Linked DNA regions of Homo sapiens: region 2 is linked to region 1. Evidence: chromatin loops called from intact Hi-C (ENCODE). Cell type or tissue: transverse colon. All regions are shown on one strand. Each heading gives the region's core, and the rest is flanking DNA. Links, peaks and the distances in the headings are about the cores only.

The links. Peaks named below come from ENCODE experiments on the same cell type or tissue, not always from the same donor. Only the 100,000 strongest peaks of a DNase experiment are listed, where the experiment ranks them.
Region 2: it touches region 1 in a loop (2.5-fold over the local background); 9 of 110 quality-filtered maps call a loop at or near these places.

The regions. Positions count from the first base shown.
Region 1 is chr5:150,670,411-150,675,426 of GRCh38, forward strand. MYOZ3 (myozenin 3) reads left to right here. Exons shown (of 7, transcript NM_001122853.3): 3 at 74-228; 4 at 1,187-1,240; 5 at 1,345-1,498; 6 at 1,930-2,092. It overlaps MYOZ3-AS1 (MYOZ3 antisense RNA 1), which reads right to left and starts at 2,059. Exons shown (of 4, transcript NR_186487.1): 1 at 1,706-2,059. In transverse colon, for the core only: no CTCF peak of the experiment used is centred there; no DNase peak of the experiment used is centred there; H3K4me3 peaks cover 1,721 bases; H3K27me3 peaks cover 2,317 bases.
Region 2 is chr5:150,577,360-150,581,359 of GRCh38, forward strand. No RefSeq gene overlaps it. Among named protein-coding and RNA genes, the nearest start is that of SYNPO, 61 kb to the right of the region's middle. In transverse colon, for the core only: no CTCF peak of the experiment used is centred there; a DNase peak (open chromatin) is centred at 2,232.

The sequences.
Region 1 (5,016 bases), core at 418-4,417:
ATGCTTCGAGAGGTGGGGCCTGGAGTGTATGGGGGATGGGGTGGTGAGAGCCCGCTCTGGCCTTTCCTGGCAGTCCCTACGCTGGACCTGGGCAAGAAGCTGAGCGTGCCCCAGGACCTGATGATGGAGGAGCTGTCACTACGCAACAACAGAGGGTCCCTCCTCTTCCAGAAGAGGCAGCGCCGTGTGCAGAAGTTCACTTTCGAGTTAGCAGCCAGCCAGCGGGCGGTGAGTAAGCCACCATTGTGCTCATGGGGAAAATGAGGACCACAGAGAGCCACTGGTTAGCCTAAAGTCAAACGGTAAGCCAGGCTGAGGACTGTGATGTTCCCATCAGATTAGGCTCCTGCCTTTCAGTGTGATCCTTGAAAAGTGTTATCTTTTTAGGCATCTCTCCCTGGATACAGAACAAAGTAAACAAAGTGGATTAGGGGGTTGAGGATAAGCCGTGGAGTGAAGGGACTCTGGCTCCTACCAAAAAAAAAAAAAAAAAAAAAAAGCTAAGACAGGCATGCACTCTAGGCTAAATTTGCAGCAGGCTGGATCTAGTTTAGACTTGGGCCTGATCTAAGATGGAAAATGTAGAATGCCCTTTTTTCTTCTTCCCACCGGAGAAAGGAAAGGCCATGGAATAATCTGCTGGTGGAGAAGAAAGGCAAGAAGGGTTTTTCCCTTGGCTTCAGAAAGGCAGCAGGCAGTTCCAGATACTTCTAAGGAAGCCAGGGCTATTCCATCCACCCTCCACTTAATTTCTGGGCTAGACAGGAGGCAACTGAGAGGGAGTGATGTGGCAGAAAAATAAAGATGGCAAAACACCCGCCTTTGCTATGTGCCTAAGACAATGCTAGCTAAGCACTTTGCAGGTATCTCATTTAATGCTCATAGACCCCTCTGAGGAAGAGATCTTCATCACCATCATCCTCATTCTATCGAGAAGGACATTGAGGCTCAGGGAAATTAAGTATCTTGCCCGGACTCGGCATTACAATAGCAATTAACATATATCGAGTATTTCTCGGTCCCAGGCACTGGGTTTAGCGTTGTAAACTAGTAACTCATCCTTGTTCCCCGATGATGGGCGTTAGGATTCTTGCCTCCCCCCGACCTTTTTTTTTGGTGGAGGGAGAACCCTGGTCCCCTGCCCCGCTGAGCTTCTCTGCGGTTTATTCTACCCCCTCGTTCCCAGATGCTGGCCGGAAGCGCCAGGAGGAAGGTGACTGGAACAGCGGAGTCGGGGACGGTGAGCGTGGAGGGGAGCTCCCTGGAAGGGAAGCTGGGGGAAGGGGAGCGCGGCTGGGGGCGGGAGGTCGTCGGTGGCCTCTGAGAACCCGCCCCTGTGCCCAGGTTGCCAATGCCAATGGCCCTGAGGGGCCGAACTACCGCTCGGAGCTCCACATCTTCCCGGCCTCACCCGGGGCCTCACTCGGGGGTCCCGAGGGCGCCCACCCTGCAGCCGCCCCTGCTGGGTGCGTCCCCAGCCCCAGCGCCCTGGCGCCAGGTGAGTGGCCTCCTCGGGTCCCGGGACCAGGGCTGGGGGGCCTGAAGCATGGGTGTGCTCCCCATGGGGCAGGAAGAGCACCCAGAAGGCTAGTCCGCCCCCTTCCCCAACACACACGCGCACGCGCGCACTCCCCTCGCCAGACCACGAGCCGGAGGGGCGCCGCGCCCCAGGTCACACAGCGAGTCAGCCAAGGCCAAGACCAACCCGCGCTGCGAACTCGTGGCTTCCTCACTGCAGTCCTCCGTGTTTCCTGGGATGGGGAGGGGTCTCCTGTGCTGGAGCAACTGTGGCTTCCCATTCCCGCCGTCCTCTCCCCTAACTCCGATCTTCCCTCCTCCAACCGCGTCCGCGGAATGGGGGTGGGGCGAGGTGGGGTTGGGGGCTGAGGGTGGAAGAACGGAGGCGCTCCCTTCCCCCCGCGCCCCTAGGCTATGCGGAGCCGCTGAAGGGCGTCCCGCCAGAGAAGTTCAACCACACCGCCATCTCCAAGGGCTACCGCTGCCCTTGGCAGGAGTTCGTCAGCTACCGGGACTACCAGAGCGATGGCCGAAGTCACACCCCCAGCCCCAACGACTACCGAAATTTCAACAAGTAAGGCGGGGCGGGCAGCCCGGGGGACAGACCGGGAGGGGCGGGAAGCCAGTCACAGCCACAGCGGGAGCCTGCGTTTCCTGAGCACTTTCTGCAGGCCAGGCTCTGTCCCCAGCGCTTTCTATTCATTGACTGAGCTCTGGCTGGAACAGCGCCTCCGCACCTGGTAGGTGCTCAGTTAACGTGGGAGAAATGAAGAGTGAAGGTGCCGCACATCTTGGATATTCTCCAGGACATGGTGGGCGGGTGCTATGAGTTTTCCTGTTCTGCAGATGAAGAGGCTGCGGCTCAGGAATATGAACAACCCGGCCAAAGCCACAAAACAAGGAAGCACCGGCAGGGCCGGGATTCAGGTCTGGGTTTGTCTGACTCCAGAGCCCAGTGCCTTGTTCTCCATGGCTGCTGTGTGCTACCTCTTTGATGAACATCTAGATTTGTGTCCTTCTCTGAGGGGTCCCCAGATTTCAGCAGTTCGAGGCCAGCTCAGCTTTTCCTTTCACCAATGGCCTAGAAGAGGCCAACAAGGTAGCTTTGAGGCTGCCCCAAAGTGGAGAGTGGCAGTGAAACATTGGACGCCAGAGTGAGGGCCACAGCGCAGTGGCCTATATGGGTTTAGAGCGTGAGGCCTCCACGTGGACTTGAATGCAGACCCCAGGCCTGCCCGTGTTGACCTTGGGCAAGTGACTTAACCTCTCTGAGCCTCCATTGCCCCACCTGTAAAATGAGGGGTTTATAGTACCTGCTTCATAAAGTTGCTATGGAGATGACACGAGAAGCCATAGGTAAAGTTTCTGGCAAGTAAGACACTTGCAACAAACAATAGCTATTATTGTTGTTGTTGTTATTATTATTATTTGAGACGGAGTCTCACACTGTCACCCGGGCTGGAGTGCAATGGCGCAATCTCAGCTCACTGCAACCTCTTCCTCCTGGGTTCAAGCGATTCTCCTGCCTTAGCCTCCCTAGTAGCTGGGATTACAGGCGCCCACCACCGTGCCCGGCTAATTTTTTGTATTTTTAGTAGAGACAGGGTTTCACTATGTTGGCCGGGCTGGTCTCGAACTCCTGAACTCGTGATCCACCCGCCTTTGCCTCCCAAAGTGCTGGGATTACAGGCATGAGCCACCGCCCCCGGCGTATTATGATTATTATTTACAGCTGAGATGAAGTTTGGACAGGGGAGAGCTTGAAAGGGATACATTTACCATTCTGCACTGAGGGCCTGAAAACAAACCATAGGAATCAAGACAGGAGCTTGGCACTGGGGGAAGGCCTTGGGCTGAGGAGTGCATGTTAACTGCATTGGCTTCCTTGGTCTGGTGCTATTTTTGAATATGCTCCTCTGGTTTGGGCTGCATTTAGTGAGGAAAAGGGGAGTCCACAGAGAGGACGCCACGGTCCTGCTCTTCTGGCATTTGCTCAGACCACACGTGGAGACTGGGTCTGTCTAAGACAGACGGGTGGGCGCCAGAGCCTAGCTAGGCCTGGAAAATCAGCACATATGAGGAAGGGCTGAAGGAACTGGGGGTGATCTGCCTTGAGAAGAGACAGCTCCAGAGGGATGTGACTGCCCTCAAATATCTGAATAGGCAGAGACTTCCTGATGGGAAGAATTGGGCTTAGCATGCGCTGTGTGAGTCACGAGCCATTAACAGACATTCTGGAGTTCCCTGGCAGGCAGGACTGCCCTATCTCCTCCTGGGCCCTCAGACCCTGCCTGCCCAGTCATTTGAAACCTGCAGCAGACATTCAGTCCTGGCAGGCAGCTTCCAGGCTGGGCCACTCAGGTTGCATCTCCCACTGATCTCATGCCTCATGTATGACAGCAAGGCACATTCCCACCAGCAGAAAGAGGCTCTTAGGGAGCCCTGCATCCAGACCTCTTCTGAGGGAGAAAGACCAACTGAGGCATAGAGAAGAGAAACAGCAGTTTGGGTGGCCAAGATGTGCTCAGCTTCCAGGGTCCTGGGCTCCCAGTCAAGGGCCTGACTGTGGGCCTTGCATGGCTTGGACACCACCCAGCCTGTTCCTGTGAGGCCTGGCTGTTGCCACCAAAACTGGGGTGGTCCAGGCAGAAATGCTTTCCTGGCTGGGACTCAGGCCCTGGCTCAAGGTTTGTCTTTCCACCCCAGAGGCAAGCACTCTCCTCTTCCCACTGGTCCCAGGCTGCTGGAAAAACAACACAAGCAATGATTTTTATTTTTCTTAAAATTAAGAAACAGTATTAAGGCCGGGCGCAGTGGCTCATGCCTGTAATCCCACTTTGGGAGGCCGAGGGAGGCGGATCACTTGAGGTCAGAAGTTCAAGACCAGCCTGGCCAACATGATGAAATCTCATTTCTACTAAAAATACAAAAATTAGCTGGGCTTCTTGGCACACACTTGTAATCCCAGCTACTCAGGAGGCTGAGGTGGGAGAATCGCTTGAACCTGGGAGGCGGAGGTTGCAGTGTGCCGAGATCCTTCTACTACACTCTAGCCTGAGTGACAGAGCAAGACCCTGTCTCAAAACAAAACAAAACAAAACAACAAAAAAAAGTATTATTAAAATCACATACATAGGTTCTCTTTTAAAAAATGTTAGGCAAATAAATGTAGAGCCCCTTTGCTCACCATCCTCCAATCCCAGTTGCCTTCCCAAAGGTAACATGGTTGTCAGGCTGGCCTGAATGGGCTCAGAACATTTTGTGTGGGCAGCTGCATGCCTGTAGGGGGAATGGCGTTTGTGTGTGTGTGGGGGTGTGTGTGTTAATACTTTGCACTTCATTCTGTTAACTTGCTTTTTTTACTCAACATTACGCTTTCGAAATCTACCATACTAATACGTAGAGCTCTAGTTCCTTTTAAGCTGCTGTATAGTTTTCTTTTTCTTTTTTTTTCGCGGGGTGGAGCAGAGTTTTGCTTTTGTGGCCCAGGCTGCAGTG
Region 2 (4,000 bases), core at 1-4,000, 93 kb before region 1:
AGCAGAGCTGAAGTTTCCCTAAAGAAGAGAAGTTGTGGACACCAGCTTCAGTGCCTGAGGGTTCCAACCTGCCCTTCTGGACAACCTGCCCTGCTGTGTTAGGGTTCTCCTGAGAAACAGGACCAATAGAAGGTGTGTGCATGCATGTGTGCACATGTGTGCATTTGTGTGTGTGCACGTGTGTGCATGTGTGTGGGTGCGTGCATGTGGGTTTGTGTGTGCATGCATTTGTGCATGTGTGGGGGTGTGCACATGTGCATGCGCATTTGTGTGTGTGCATGCTTGTGCGAGTGCATATGTGCACGTGTGTGCATGCGTGTGTGTGCATGTGCATGTGTATGCATGTGTGTGTGTACCTGTGTGTGCGCACACATGTATTTATATAGATAGATTTGTTATAAGGAATTGGATCCCCAGATTATGGAGGCTGACCCATCCCAAGAACAGCAGTTGGCAAGCTGGAGCCCCAGGAGAACTGAGAATGTAATTCTTGTCTTGAGTCTGAAGGCCTGAGAAGCAAGAGAGCTATTTCAGTTCAAATCCAAAGGTAGAAAAAGCTAATGTCTGAGTTCCAAGGCCAGCAGGCAAAAATAATTCTCTCTTACTGGAGGGAAGGTCGGCCTTTCATTCTCTTCAACTTACAGGATGAGGCCCACCCACATTAGCGAGGGCCATCTGCCTTTAGTGATTCCCGTGTCAATCTCACCCAGAAACATCCTCATAGGAGAACCCAGAATAATGTTTGACCACATTTCTGGGCACCACATGGCCTAGTCAAGTTGACACATAAAATTCACCATCACACTTATGCATTTCAGACACACCTAGCCAGCTCCTACGATCGCGTAAGCCAAGTCTTTGCAGTAAATCTCTTACTATACATCTCTTACTAGTTGTGTTTCTCTGGCTGAACCCTGACTGACACACATGGTGAGCTGCGATAAGAATAACAATTGCAATTATCGCCTTTTCTGGGAAGTCCCCAGCAGTAGGTCTGCATGTCGCAGGCCCTTGGCAAGTGCCAAGGAGTCCCATTTTATAAGCGGAACGGAAGTCACAGCAGTTTCGGCCGGGTGCGGTGGCTCACGCCTGTAATCCCAGCACTTAGGGAGGCCGAGGCAGGCGGATCATGAGGTCAGGAGATCGAGACCATCCTGGCTAACACAGTGAAACCCAGTCTCTACTAAAAATACAAAAAATTAGCCAGGTGCGGTGGCAGGTGCCTGTAGTCCCAGCTACTTGGGAAGCTGAGGCAGGAGAATCACTTGAACCGGGAAGCAGAGGTGGCAGTGAGCCGAGATCGTGCCACCACACTCCAGCCTGGGTGACAGAGCGAGACTCCGTCTTAAAAAAAAAAAGAAGTCGCAGCAGTTTCTTCCATGACTCCAAAGGGCTCTAGGCAGCAAGGACAAGTCCCATCCGAAGTCCCAGCACAGACAGCCTCACGGCCCCACCTACACTCCATAGCACGACAGGGCTGGCTTCTCTGGGTGCCAAGTATGCAGAAGAGGGACGGCTCGCATAGTTCCATTGCATGCCAGGCCCTTTGCCACAAACTTCACCTATTAACCAGTCATCTAATCCTCACAATAGAGCACCAAGGTGGCTACTGATGGCGGCAGCGGCCCATCTGGAGCAGCCGCTGCAGGGACATCAGCTGCAGTCGGGGAGGCACATCAGCTGCAGTGGGGGAGGCACTGCCAGGGCTGCGCGTTCTGCAGAGCCAGAGGGGGCCAAGAACAGGCAGGAGCCCCGCCCCTACCAAGTCGGCCAGGTGGGAGCCCATGCTGCCAGGCACAGCCACAGCTCTGGACCATGGCATCCCTGTGTGCTCAGGGGCCTGGGAAGTCCCTCTCCCCGCACAGGCTCTGATGTACCTGTTCCTGCTCCTTGGCCTCTCCCTGCTCCTGGCACCTGCTCTGATTTTGGAGCAAAGTTGTGGCTGAGCCCAGGTGCTGTCACAACCCAGCTAGGTGTGCACGCATTCGAGGTGGCACTGACACACCTGCACCCCCACCACCTTGACCTCCTCTGGACTTTGGGCACCAATAAGCATGGGAGGAAGGCAAGGGACGGCTGAGGGCAGCTCAGCACTGGCCTGCTGGCACTTCTTGCCATGAACAGCCTGGATACCATGGACAGCATGTTGATGGCAGAGGCAGACAGGTCCCTGGGCAGAAAGGGGCAGGTCCCTAGTGAAACCCCACCTTCAAGCTAGGGATGGCCTGAAGCCTGGGTGCTGGGCTGCCTGTTCTGGGTGAAGTCCACAGCCCAGCCCAGAATGATAACTAATGGTGCTTTTTCCAGGCCACCTACAGCTGCCCATGGATGAATCAGCAAGCACTTTCTCCCTTCTAAGCCCATAGAAACCCAGATTCAGCCAGACTCACACAGATGTCTGGACTACCAGCTGTGGGAAGGAGCTGCCCACTGCGGGTCTTCTCTCCACTGCGAGATGGACACTTGTCAGGATGACCTGCCTGCGGGAAGGAGCTGCCCACTGTGGGTCTCCTCTCCACTGAAAGATGGACATATTGGGACAGCCTGCCTGCAGGAAGGAGCTACCCACTCTGGGTCTCTTGAGGGCTGTTCTGTCACCCAATGAAGCTCCTCTCTGTCTTGCTCACCCTCCAGTTGTCCACATACCTCATACTTCCTGGACACAGGACAAGAACTCGGGACCTACCGAATGGTGGGACTGAAAGAGCTGTAACACAAACAGGCTGAAACATGCCCCCCACTTGCCATGTTGCGGGTGGTGAGGAGAGAGGAGCTGCGGCCCTTCAGGGAGTCCAGACCTAGGGGCTCCCTGAGCCAGGGCTGTGACACCCTCTTTGGGACTCGGGTTTCTGGTGTCTCTAAGCTTCCAGGAGTCACCATGTTCCCGGGTGCCCACAGTGGAAGCTGCTTGCAGTACATCTGGTTCAACTGCAGCTTCACACAGAGCCAGCCCCTGTGCCGGTGCCTAGAGCTGCCCACCCCGCCACAGCTGGCACACCTGGCTGTGTGCAGTGGCCACCTTCCTGACAGCTCTGAGCCTCCGCTTCTAAAGAGGTTTAAGAGCAATAGTGACGGGTTTCTTTTATGTTTCCCTCCTTTCCAAGATGGTAATGTGGATCTACTTTGATCTCAGTTCGAATTCCAGCTTTCAACCTTGAGTTTCTGATTCATCTTTGTATCTTGGGTACTTGGCATGGAGTAGGTGTCCAATAAATTTAATTGTCACATCTTTTTATCTGGGCCTCCATTTTCTCAATTATACAGTGGGGATCCTGATATAGTCTTGGACTTTCATGTATCTGACAAATTGGTTTTTTTCTTTCTTATTTTATTCTTGCCACTTCCCTTGTATAGACTCTCTTCTCTGCTAACACCATTCCCACCCCTCATTGGGTGGAGGAGAGGAAAAGGAACCATAAGAAAGGAAGGGACGTAGAGAAGAAAGGGGCTAAGATGAGGATGCCTGCCTCTTCTACTCCACATGTTCTGGGAGTTCCAGTCAGCGTAATTAGGCAAGGAAAAGAAAAAGGCATCCAGATTGGAAAGGAAGACATAGGCTGGACATGGTGGCTCGTGCCTATAATCCCAGTGCTTTGGGAGGCCGCCAAGGTGAGAGGATTGCTTTAGGCCTGGAGTTTGAGACCAGCCTGGGCAACAAAGCAAGACCTCACTTCAACAAAATAAAAAAAAAATAAGCCAGGTGTGATGGTGTGTACCTGTCATCCCAAGCTACTCAGAAGGCTGAGGCTGGAGGATTGTGTAAGCCCAGGAGTTCAAGGCTGCGGTGAGCTGTGATCACACCACTGCACTCCAGCCTGGGTGACAGAGCAAGACCCTGTCTCTATAAAAATATACATAAGTAAAAGTAAAAGAAAAAAAGAAAGGAAGCAGTAAAGCTATCTCTAGTCACAGATGATATGATCTTACACATAGAAAATCCTAAGAAATTCACTAAAAAACTATTGGAACTCATAAATAAGTTCAGCAAGGTTGCAGGATA